3 separate regions of the Homo sapiens genome follow, and regions 2 and 3 are each linked to region 1. A link is a contact called in ENCODE Hi-C or POLR2A ChIA-PET data. All regions are on one chromosome and are shown on one strand. Each heading gives the region's core, a stretch centred on a gene start or an enhancer-like site at or near the end of the contact. The rest is flanking DNA. Distances are from core to core; before and after follow the strand shown. Region 1 has its middle 16 kb from the start of FOXO1. Region 2 has its middle 49 kb from the start of LINC00548. Region 3 overlaps LINC00598 (long intergenic non-protein coding RNA 598).

Region 1 (3,958 bases), core at 426-2,925:
TTTATTTATTTATTTATTCATTTATTTATTTATTTATTAATGAGATGGAGTCTTGCTCTGTCGCCCAGTCTGGAGTGCAGTGGCGCGATCTCGACTCTCGACTCACTGCAACCTCCACCTCCCGGGTTCAAGCAATTCTCCTGCCTCAGCCTCCCGAGTAGCTGGGATTACAGGCACATGCCACCACGCCCAGCTAACTTTTGTATTTTTAGTAGAGACAGGGTTTCACCATGTTGGCCGGGCTGGTCTCAAACTCCTGACCTCAAGTGATCTGCCAGCCTTGGCCTCCCAAAGTGCTGAGATTATAGGCGTGAGCTACCGCACCCAGCCTCTAAGCACTTTTCTATATAAACTCATTTAATCTTCACAAGACCCTACTGGGCAGGTGTGATTGGAAATTGAGGCACAGGGAGGTTGGTTACTTGCACAGCTGGGATACAAACCCAGGCAGGCTAGAGCCACGGCTTTGCTTCTAACCAGTAATCCATGCTGCTTCCTTAGTTAATAGCTCTAATGCTTATTACCCCTCCCTCACCAACCACTCAGCAGGACAAAGTGGTAAATTCAAATTCAGGCTCTACTCCTTATTCCTCCAGGCAGTTTCATTATCTGAGTACTTGGCATAATAATATCTTCCTGCTGTGGGGGTCGCCTGAGATAATGATACAGGTGCTTGCCTGTGGAATCAGCCCCAGGCACTGCAGGCCTGTTTGCAGTCCCCTCTGTATCTCGGGTCTCAAGTTCCCTCTGATGATATTCAAAGAAACTCCACCAGGGCCTTAGGTTCCATCAGGGGCTTCTTCCAGATCATCTTGTATCGGTAACGCACAATGATTCAGCCACACCCATCCACAAAGGCTCATTACCTCTTGCTTTCAGTAAACCAGGCTGAACACAGGTAAGAATAGGAGAAAAAAGAGGTCCCAACTCATGCTTCCCTGACCCCTGTATCTCTTCCCTAGGCTTCTGGAGAGCCTGCCCGAGGCAGCTGGCAGCCCTTAGAACATTAGAAGGAGAAAGTTTTTGGATGCAAAGTATTCGTGAGGAGGGCTCATTGAAAAGAAAAGGCAGCCTATTGAAATTCAAGTTAAGCTTAGACCAGATCCTATGGCTAACTCCCATAGGATATCCTCCCGCTATCTCATGTGGGGATAGCCATAGGATCTGGTCTATGCTTGCAGAGCCATACAACCCTCCTCCCCACACCCAGTTGCCCGTAAGTACAATTTGAGCTCCCCACCCACCATGGTCTGCTGTACATCTTGATACCAGACCTGCCTTTCCTGGAGCTGGCCTCAGATGGATTCAGCTGGATCCAGTCCAACCAGATTGTAAGCTCTGGCCCTCCAGATAACCTCTGTGGCTTCCTCCAGGCCTCCCACAGTTGGGGCCTCTTGGAATCACAGTTGATAATGTTAGTTGCCAGCAATCACCCCGATCTCTAAAACTTCATCTCCGTGCTTTCCGTTCCTTTGCCAACCACCTGTTCAGGCTGATGATGACATTTAATGAATCTCCTTCCTTCCTAGTCTTGATAACAGCACAGGTCCCTCACCATACGAAGAGAAACAGCCTTTCAAGAACCTGCTTTGGAAATTGGCACTCTCGACATACAACTGCATTCCTTTCAGCTCACATTACTGCAGCTGCTCCAGTGCCAGCATCTAAACCATCTCATCTTGTGTCCAGTGCAGTGAAATCACCTTGTGGGGAGAGCAGTCAATGTGTTGGTAGGGACCAAGGGCCGAGCCTACCCCACTGGGAACTGGCTGGGCTGGGCCCTGTGTTTGATAGAAATCCTAACATATTCAGAGCCATAGGAATTTTCTTTTTTCTTATGCTGATAGTTTACTTCCATACTACTAAAATTTGCAAAACAAAATGCCACAGGCTAGGCTAAATACAGTGCACATTCTATCTCTCTCTCTTTTTTTTTTTTTTTTACATTTTTTTGAGACAGAGTTTCACTTTTGTCGCCCAGGCTGGAGTGTAATGGCATGATCTGGGCTCACTGCAACCTCCATCTCCCGAGTTCAAGCAATTCTCCTGCCTCAGTCTCCCAAGTAGCTGGGATTACAGGCACCCGCCCCCAACCATGCCTGGCTAATTTTTTTTTTGTATTTTTAGTAGAGATGTGGTTTCACCATGTTGGCCAGGCTGGTCTCAAACCCCTGACCTCAGGTGATCCACCTGCCTCGGCCTCCCAAAGTGCTGGGATTACAGGCGTGAGCCACCGCGCCGGCCATAGTGCACATTCTCACATGCGCTGCATGGCCACAGGGAAAGGCATAAGCTTTCTTGTCCCCCTCCATCTGATATAAATAAATAATCCAAGAAACAGAGCATTTACTTTTTCAGGACCAGATTTATTCATGGTATTGGCTGCTCTTCTGGTAAATGAGCTCGGCTTCCAGGAATCAAGCCTGCCCACGTAAACATGGCACCCCGACCCCTGAGAATGTTAGCTGGCCACTCCTCACCATATACTCCTGCCATACCACAAGTGGATGGCTAAATGGTTCACGCCCAAACTGTCATCTATCTAGAAGCTATTACAATCTAGATTTTTAAAGTTACGTATTCTAGATCCACAAAAGGTACAACAGACTAAGTGCACTTAAGTTTTGCAATTTGTTTCAGCTTGAAGGATTTCCATACGTAATTGCCCACAGTTGTTATGCAGTGTCAGAGAGCTAGCACAAAAGGCGGTCTCCCTGAGACATAAACCAATCTAAACAGAGCTGTCACTATAGTTTTTACACAGATGATGATTCTCCCTTCTGCAAATTTAGGTCATGGTAATCTGTCTGTTACTTTTGATCTTCCCATTGAACTATGTTTCTCCATCTTGCTAGTGTCTTCGATCGTTTTCTTTTGTGAAGGGGCAAAAGAAAAGTTATCCAAAAATTCTTTTTCCACTCTGGTAAAAGTAGTTTTAAGATAATACTAAAAAGTAATGTTTTATCGCCCTCTACTGGTATATGACATTAATAGCCATTTGCAAAAAAGTTAACTTTTAGAGAAAAGGTAATAAAATTCAGAAAAGTCAAAAAAAAAAAGAGCCTTTTATGTGCCTTTAACATTTGTCTTATTTTTATTTTTATTTTTTTGAGATGGAGTCTCGCTCTGTAGCCCAGGCTGGAGTGCAGTGGCATGACCTTGGCTCACCGCAACCTCTACCTCCCAGGTTCAAGCAATTCTGCCTCAGCCTCCCAAGTACCTGGGATCACAGGCACGTGCCACCACACCCAGCTAATTTTTGTATTTTTAGTAGAGATGGGGTTTCACCATGTTGGCCGGGCTGGTCTTGAACTTCTGACCTCGTAATCCACCTGCCTTGGCCTCCCAAAGTGGTGGGATTACAGAGGTGAGCCACTTCGCCCAGCCAAAATTTTTTTCTTTTTCTTTCTTTTTTTTTTTTTTGAGATGCAGTCTCGCTCTGTCGCCCAGGCTGGAGTGCAGTGGCGTGATCTCGTCTCACTGCAACCTCCACCTCCCAGGTTCAAGCAATTGTCTTGCCTCAGCCTCCTGAGTAGCTGGGATTACAGGCGCACACTGCTACGCCTGACTAATTTTTTGTACTTTAGTAGAGATGGGGTTTCACCGTGTTGCCCAGGCTGGTCTCGAACTCCTGAGCTCAGGCAGTCCTCCCGCCTCGGCCTCCCAAAGTGCTGGGATTACAGGCGTGAGCCACCGTGCCCTGCAGTTTCATTTTTATAATATCTTAAGGTAACATAAATACTTTACCTTTTTTTTTTTTTTTTTTTTGAGACGGGGTCTCTCTCTTGCCCAGGCTGGAGAACAGTGGCGTGATCTTGGCTCACTGCAACCTTTACCTCCCGTGATCAAGCAATTCTCCTGTCTCAGCCTCCCAAGTAGCTGGGACTATAGGCGCCTGCCATCACACCCAGCTAATTTTAATTTTTGTATTTTTAGTAGAGACGGGGTTTCACCATAT
Region 2 (3,958 bases), core at 943-3,442, 410 kb before region 1:
ATTTCATTTCACATGAAAAACTTGAGGCCTGGAGAGGTGATAGGTCTTACCCAAGTTAGCTAGCTATTTAGTGGAAAAATCAGAGAGAAGATTGTTTTACTGAGCTCGTCCCATGAGCCGGGCTCTTTAGGAGACACCTTCAATACTCGTCACTCATTCTGTAAACATGTACTGCATGTTCACCAGCGCCTGGCTTGTGCTAGGGCCTGATCTTGCCGAGCTGCACAGTTCTTGCCCTCAAGTGAAGGCAGACCAGAAAAAAATCAACTCTCATAAATGCATAAGTACATGAAGTGGTGGTGTTACAGAGAGGAGGAATCCAACTAAGCCTGTAGGGTTCAAGATCCTCTTCCAAGAGGAACTGACACTCAAGCTTCAATGGCAGGTAGGAATAAATGAGGTGAACAGGGAGTAGAAAATATTTCAAGCCGAGAGAACAGATAATCTTGGAGGAAAGTCCAGGAGACCATGGCACTCCTACAGAACACGAAGTACTTCAGTTGGTGTCAGCTGAGGGTAAGAACACAGAAGTGGTGGCAAATGGAGCTGGACAGAAGGGAAGCACACAGCTCATGGAGAGCCTGTTCTCCCTGGTCAAAGAAATTAAATGTTCCCTTGAAGTTCACAAAGGAAATGGTGAGGATTTTTAATAGATGTGTGACACCAGGTAATTCACTCTGGTGGCAGTATAAATTTTTAAATGGAACATTTTGCAATAACCCAGACAAGAAGTGAACTGGATTAAGGGAGTGGCCTTGGGTGGGGAGGATGAAATAGACAGCAATGATATAGGGGAAGCAGAATTCACAGAATTTGGTGACTGATGGAATTTTCCAGGTTGAGGGAGAGGGGAGACTTGAGAGTGACTTGCTACTGGCTTGGACAATGTGAATAATAAAACCCTTCACTACCGTGAACATGGAGGAGGAAGTGGGTAGTTTGGAGGGTGAGGGAGAGAAAGAGTGAGTGTGGACTGGGATATGCTGGGTACATGCATGGATGGGCATCCCGGTGGAGACACAGATCTGAACTCAGGAGGCATTTCTGGACTAGAGGGATTAGGGATGCTTATCTAAGAAGTATCAGCATAGACCGTCCCTCATTTAATCCCCACAACTGCCTTATGAAGCAGTTGTTATAGCCTTATTTGATAGACAAGAAAGCCAAAGCTTGCCCAGTCACAGTGTTGGAGAGCTAGGATTTTCTCCTTGGTCTGTCTGAGTCCAAAGCCTACACTGACCCCATGGGCCCTCCACATCAGGAGTTTTATGATTTGCAGTGAAGCATCTTCCATTATCGCAACCTGTTCTCCATAATGGTTGCATGGAGAAATACATCTTTCCAGAAATCACTATAAATGACTTCCAGGTTTCCCAAGAAATCTGGGAATACCTGATTGTCAGAAACAGAGCAGTACCTTGATATATGTGATAGCAAGACAATGGGAAGCCTCTGTTACTGCATTCTTGGAGTTCACATTACTAAGTTACAGCTCTAGACAAAAAGTGGGCAAAGGAGGGTCCCCCAGCTCTCCTTAAGGACCCCAGCATCCAGGAAAATGCCCTCGTTGTTTTACACAAAGAACAACCACCACCCTCAGCTAATGGGTAAAATCCACTTCAGATAATAAACTGCTGCATTTATTTGATATCTTATTAGATTTGCTTCAAAGACACTAAATCAAAGAGTGGCATTACTGTTCATCTCCTGAATTTCACATCAGGGAAAGAAGGGGGGGTGGGTAGGTGGATAACTGTACAGAGGACTTACTTGAAAGTCACAGATGGGCTTAATGAGAACAAAGAAATAAGCAGCCAGCAGGCCCCTGCCCTCCTGTGTCTGCACACGGCTCTCCCCGGCCAGGTGCTGACTCTTTCTGCAGCCCTAACACCAAGGAGGTTCAAGACTGATGGCAACACAAGGTCCAAATATCTATCACGTGCCAAAGTGAAGGAGTTTACATGTGATTAAAAACACTTTCACATTACCACAAGACAGCAATATGAACTGTGACCTAAAGCCTCAGCATACTCTGCCCCCATCATACCCCAGCCCACTCATGCCCTATGTTCTTAAAGAGCTCATGCAAAAATTCCCCACCTGGCTCCACTCATTCCAGGCTTAAACCATCCATAAGCTTCCTGGAAGCCTCAAGACTTGAAACACACCCTTGACCCTCAGCAGACTCATGACACTGGCCAGAGCTGCAGGGAGAAGCCCTCACTGAGAGCTCTGTGCTGACTCCCAGATGGCCAGTCCTTCCAGGACTGACCAGATGGTTCAGACAGCAAGGTCTCTCTGTCTGGACATACTAGTCATTTGATGAAAGTCAAAATATGTGATGGCTGCAGTCATTACCCAAGGCTTCTGTCATCATCGCATTCCCAGATTCTTTGGATTTGGCTGGGCAAACAGACTGGACAAGGCTCGGCTGCTGCTTTTGCTATTCACAGACACCACTTAAACTGAGTGATCCCCTTTCAAAACCTGCTCCCATGATCCAAATTCTTCTGGAAGATGAGATTTCTGGTTAAGCAAAAGTCAGCTGTGCACGGATGGTTTGAAAATTCTTCCCTCCCCTCATCTTCATGTACACCCATCATTGCCACGTCATTGCCCCTCCCAGACCCTTCCTTATAGCAGTCATTATCTATCCCACCAGGCCACCCTCCTGGGCTGGAAGATAGAAGCATGACCCATGACATGACTGAAGGTGCAGGGTCTTCAGTCTGGGCAGTTTAAACCATGATTTAACAGGATGTAGACAAAGAACCCTGCAGCTGGGGACTCAAGTTTCTTGCTCCAACTAAACCCAGAATCTGCCCTTTCCTAGTAAAGTAAACTGTAACCTGAATTTCTCAACTACAAAATTAGGACAATACTAGTCACTCTCTCTGTCCTGCTAACCTCTCATGCATAATGTGAGGATAAAATGAAAGTAGAGATGTGACTATGGTTTAACAAAGCGACTATGGTTTAACAAAGCCAAAAATATAATATACAGTATTATTACCAAGAGCAGATCACGTCCTCTGCACCATGTATCCCACCTAAGCAGGATTAATGTTTTTAACACTCAGTTTTTCCCACTCAAATATCAGATCCTTGGTTCTTATTTATTTATTTTTTTTAGAGATGGGGTCTTTCTCTGTCACCCAGGCTGGAGTGCAGTAACTCACTCATAGCTCACTGCAGTCTCAACTTCCTGGGCTCAAGTGACCCTCCTACCTTAGCCTCTAGAGTAGCTGGAACTACAGGCACGAGGCACCACACCAGGCTAGAACCTTGATTCTAACAGTCAGTAGTATCTGGAGGAAGTCTTTAACTGAACCCCATATGAAATTGACAATAAGACTTTTTGAGAAGACTGGACTGGTATTCTGTAATGAGAATTGTCTATTATTTCACTAGATATTCTAGACAATTGAACCTGGTCCTAAATTTTCTCCCCCTAAGAAACTAGTGATAACCTTCAACCAGTGTAGCTAAGATACAGCTGTTTCTTGGATCAGTTTCTTATTTCTTTACATCCTGAGCAGTCTATGTGCCAGGACATTTTCTTCTATTAATAAAGCCATCTTAGTTTGTGTCTCTGCAATTGCCCAAAGCAAGTCCCCAAGAACCAAATTAATATCCTGTGATAGCAAGCTCCATTTCCCTTGACTGTGCTCGGCACAACATGAGTTGCAGCTTGACGCAGGAATCGACATGGGGCCCTCAGCTCTGTGCTCCTCCATCATCACTTTCTTCACCTCAAAATGAGTCCCCATGATATGCCATACTCTGCATAGGACAAAGTAGTGCACAAAAGCAAATGAGGTTTTTCCCTTAGAGGAGCTTATACTCCACAGCTGAGTTTGCTAAGGAGGCTGGGTTCTCTTTTTGAGAGCTGGTCCATGGGGTTTGTTATAAACACCATCAGCAGAAAGAGCCACTTCCTGTTGGTATCTGGGTCTAA
Region 3 (3,958 bases), core at 725-3,224, 280 kb before region 1:
GACTGGAGGCAGACTTTACTGCATCCACAAGCAGGTAAACATCATTTGGTGCTGAACTCGAGACAATGTCCAACCCCACACGCAGTCATAATTCCAGGACTTACATCAGAGCATTGGAGAATTTCATTATCTGTCGGCCAACTGTGAATCAAATGCACACAATGCTGAGAAAGAACCACCCATCGTAAAGCCTTAAAAAATAACCTGCTTTCCAATGCATATGCGGGAATAAATAAGCACCTACCAGAGTGCTTGCTGACAATATGAGCAGGAGGATACCCTCCCCATAAGGTTCTTGGAAGAATGACATGAAGTGTAAAAGGCCTGACAACTAGAGGTGCTCAATAAATATTTGCTACTAAATACACAGTGGGTATTCTGTAAATATGAGTTTTTCTTCTCCCTCCTTTCTCACACTCTCCCACCTTTCCAAGAGAGGCAGGTAACCATGAAATAGAGAAATACTTTGAGGAATTTTCCTGCACAATTCTAGCTATATTGAACTGAAGAAAAACATAGCCACTGTTGTAGCATGGAGAGGCCAGGGATACTGGGTGCCACAGGGGGATTCTGGAAGAAGGAGAGACTAGATTTGGGGAAAGAACCATCTGTCTCTGCAAAAGGCCCCAACTTTCCTTCAAAAACTTATTTTCTATTAGGCCTTTGCCCAAACTTAACAACAGATATTTATGTAAAACTGCCTATGTGCCAGGCACTCTTCTAAGTGCTTTACATAGAATCCTAACAACAGTCCAATGAAACAAGTACCATTATCATCCCCATTTTATAGATGCAGATGCTAAGAACTAGAAGGATGAAGAAGTCCAGAGAGTCTCAAAACTGCTTGGGATTTATATCAGTACCTCTAGGAAATGTGTTAAAATGTAAATTCACATCCTCCAGGATTAGGCAAAGTAACTAAGAAAAAAGAAAATTGAGGACTGACAAGAAGACCAAAGGTGGAACCCTGAGAAACAGCAGCTACATTTATGGGACAGATGGAGGAAGAATTGACCTCAGGGTGTGGTGTGAGAAGGTAGCAGGAGAGCCAAGGCAGGGTGCTGTCTTGGCCATTCAGGGAAGGGTGTTCAAATAATGAGGTCACGTCAACCATTTCAGGAAGGTATTGGGAAGTGTTTGCTGGGATTGGCAATTAGCAGGTCACTTACAACTTTGTTGAGAAGAGTTTTAGTGTCGTGCTGGGGAAAGAATAATGGTCTCATCCTCAAATACCTTGTAAGACCCTTGAAGGAATCTCTCTCTCTCTCTCTCTCTCTCTCTCTCTGCGTCTGTTATCTTTGACCAGGCTTATACACAGTAAGTGCTCATTTTGCTGATTTTGCCATTGCTGACAAAGATAATGACATTCTACTATTGCTGTTATGAAGTCAAGAGCAAAAGATGGTGTGTATGTGAGTTGAGATTTCGAAAATATGGGTGCAGGAGGCAATTACCCCTCAATTTCAGTTAGGTAGGAAAGGGGGCAGGCAGACAGAGCTTCCTGCATTGCAGAGAGAGATGACCACAGGATGCCCCATAGACAGAGACCAACTCTACTCAGCCAGAGAGAGAAACTGCAGTTCTCCGATAGTAAATGCAGTTGTCCCCTCTTATGGAGACTCAGCTGCCAAAAACTTAGGTGAAGGTTCAAGGTCACTGTGAACCCAGGGCCACCCTGAAATGCTGTCCATTTGTCTGCCTCTAGTCCTTTTTCGGCTTCTAAAGTCCAATCATTCTTTGCCCTTATAACCACTCTGGTGTGTCTTGGAGAGAAAACACAGTTCTTCACGGTTTGCCAGTAGTCGAGGGAGGAATCTGAAAGCTGACTGTTTCTCCCACAGCTTCAGGAGCATTAAAACTTCAAAAGAGGAACTATTTATGCTGTCATTACCACAGCGGTCACTTCTGCAGGATTTCTTTCTCTGATGCAGCACTGGTTGGACACACTTGGCCCAGGGCCGAGAGGGGAGAGGAGGGCGTTACAGAGACACTGAGTCATCCTGCCTCCTCCACGCCCTCCGCAGCTGCCCCTCACTGCACTTCCTCCTCCTCCTCAAGTTAAAGGTCAGCCTCTCATGCTCGTGCCAAGTTTTGCGAAACACACATACGCCAAAAAAAAAAAAAAAAAAAAAGGCTTCAGAAAGGGTAAATTTTTTAACATGAAAAGAAATAAGGAAAGCCTCCTTCAAAAATACATGCAAAAATAAGTAATCCTTCCCCCATACTACTTAATAACTCCAGAATGATAAAAATTTTCCAATTGTGAATATGTAAGGAATAAAATAAAAGGAATGAATGCCCCACTGTGTTAATGCAGCCCTTTTTAAAATGATCCTAATTTCTTCCAGAAGGCTCTGGAGGGTAGATTGCAAGGTTTGTCTTAATATAGAATTATTCCCTTCTCTCCGCTTGTCTTTAGAACCAGTGTGAACATGGTGATATTTTACAGTTGGCAACCTGTACTTCGCTGCTCAAAAATGCTGCATTCCAAGGGCTACAATCATGCATTGTGCATTTGAAATGCCTGTTGCTAAGAACAAATATCAACCCCAGGACGACCCCACTCAGCAGATCGGCCAACTCCCGCACAGAGCTGTTTCCCGACCTCTGGTCAGAGACAGGAAGCCCATTGGACCCTAGGCCCAGGCAAGTGCGGAGGGTTCCCAGGCAGGTGACATGGTAAAATGTAGACGACTAGCTCTCTGTCTGTCTTCAGGATAACGTCTGCCTCCCACCCTTCCTGGTCCCAGCTTAGGAATGTATGCAGCCCTTTTATGTGCATTGCCAGGAGGCTTGTGAAGTAGATTGGACAGAGGTTTTACAGCATTGTTCCTATTTAACTGATCAAGGACTGAACCTTGTAGTTTAACAACATGAAGTTGTACGGGAACAACTAAGCAGTTGCTGGACTAAAACCCTCAGCTTCCGAATCGCAGCCCCATTAAACTCACTTCCAGCCCCGTTGTACCCTCTTTCCCCATGAGGCCGCCCCAGTGGTGCTGAAAACAGGGACTGACCTGGTTGCAACGGGAGCCTGGGGTCCTGTTCTTTGCATGTTCCCACACTGCCCTTAAAGGCTGACTGCCCCGTGGGCACTGTACATCTGCAGATCACTCGCTTTCGACATTCAGAGACCTCCATCTCATGGCAGGGTTGCCCGTGTCCACACCTCGCACTTCTCCCATGCCACTTACAGCCTGTTTCAGATTAGTTTTAACAATTGTTTTCTGGAGATTTTCCAAACTTTCCTCAGCCAAACAATCAGGGAAAGGGATAGGCCTGGCGCCGTGCAGAGGAATGGAGCCCTTCCCGCCCTGGAGCCACCTCCAACAGAGGCAACTCCGTGTACGGTGAACATTACCCTAACTGGTGAAAGTGATGATGTTCAATTATGTTGTATGTTATGTGCTTTTGTTTTTTGCACTTCTCTGTAAATGTCCTTCTTCCTAGTGAGTGGAGGGGTGTTGGGGGCGGAGTACTAGGATGTGAAAGTAAACACCAAGAGAAAGGTACAGGTTCAACGTGAGCATCTACAATAGGATTATCAAACCTGCAGAAAGGCTTTGTTAGGAGAGAAAGGGGTTTCCTCAATCCCTCTTTCTACCTTTCTTTAACATTTCAGAAGGCAAGTCTGGCAAACCTGCTCCCGGAGTTCTACCTGAGAGACATCTCACCCATTCTCCTGATGAATGGAGAGAAGAAGGAAGACAAAGAGAGAGGGAGAAATTTGGGGACAAGGAATGTGATCCCCACCCCCTAAGTCCCACATCTCTCAAAGGGGGTCTCAGGGGCTTTACAGGCACTGGGTTAGGTATGGGGAGCCCAAACCATCGGCTGAGCGCATGCTGCTGGGACCTTCCAGGGCAGTCTGCCATTTGCAACATGAAGCAGGAACAGTGGTGCCCAGGAGGCATGGGATGCGACGAGATGGATCATTGGAGGACATGGCCTGGGTCTC

Evidence for each region. A loop is a pair of places that touch in the nucleus more often than their neighbours do. ChIA-PET counts read pairs that join two places held with the same protein, here RNA polymerase II (POLR2A). Pooled maps may share reads with other maps.
Region 2: a map with no recorded cell type shows a loop between it and region 1 (2.4-fold over the local background). The contact joins two enhancer-like sites. A Hi-C loop is called at or near these places in 2 of 168 maps with a recorded cell type or tissue (Caco-2 and heart left ventricle), 3 of 37 single-sample maps with no recorded cell type and 9 of 50 pooled maps. POLR2A ChIA-PET finds 5 or more read pairs at or near these places in 2 of 52 experiments (activated T-cell and common myeloid progenitor, CD34-positive).
Region 3: a map of psoas muscle shows a loop between it and region 1 (4-fold over the local background). The contact joins two enhancer-like sites. A Hi-C loop is called at or near these places in 4 of 168 maps with a recorded cell type or tissue (PC-3, aorta, endothelial cell of umbilical vein and 1 more) and 2 of 50 pooled maps. POLR2A ChIA-PET finds 5 or more read pairs at or near these places in 4 of 52 experiments (B cell, BJ, OCI-LY7 and 1 more).

The regions. Positions count from the first base shown.
Region 1 is chr13:40,680,201-40,684,158 of GRCh38, forward strand. No RefSeq gene overlaps it. Among named protein-coding and RNA genes, the nearest start is that of FOXO1, 16 kb to the left of the region's middle. RefSeq lists enhancers at 1-473, 474-1,238, 1,239-2,003. Within about 2 kb of position 1,676, at least 3 of the 41 ENCODE cell types and tissues checked have a DNase peak (open chromatin) inside an H3K27ac peak, as active enhancers do; they include endothelial cell of umbilical vein and psoas muscle, where a contact is called at or near this core.
Region 2 is chr13:40,267,024-40,270,981 of GRCh38, forward strand. No RefSeq gene overlaps it. Among named protein-coding and RNA genes, the nearest start is that of LINC00548, 49 kb to the left of the region's middle. Within about 2 kb of position 2,193, at least 2 of the 41 ENCODE cell types and tissues checked have a DNase peak (open chromatin) inside an H3K27ac peak, as active enhancers do.
Region 3 is chr13:40,400,582-40,404,539 of GRCh38, forward strand. The region is part of intron 6 of LINC00598 (long intergenic non-protein coding RNA 598); the gene reads right to left. Among named protein-coding and RNA genes, the nearest start is that of LINC00598, 78 kb to the right of the region's middle. Within about 2 kb of position 1,975, at least 25 of the 41 ENCODE cell types and tissues checked have a DNase peak (open chromatin) inside an H3K27ac peak, as active enhancers do; they include endothelial cell of umbilical vein and psoas muscle, where a contact is called at or near this core.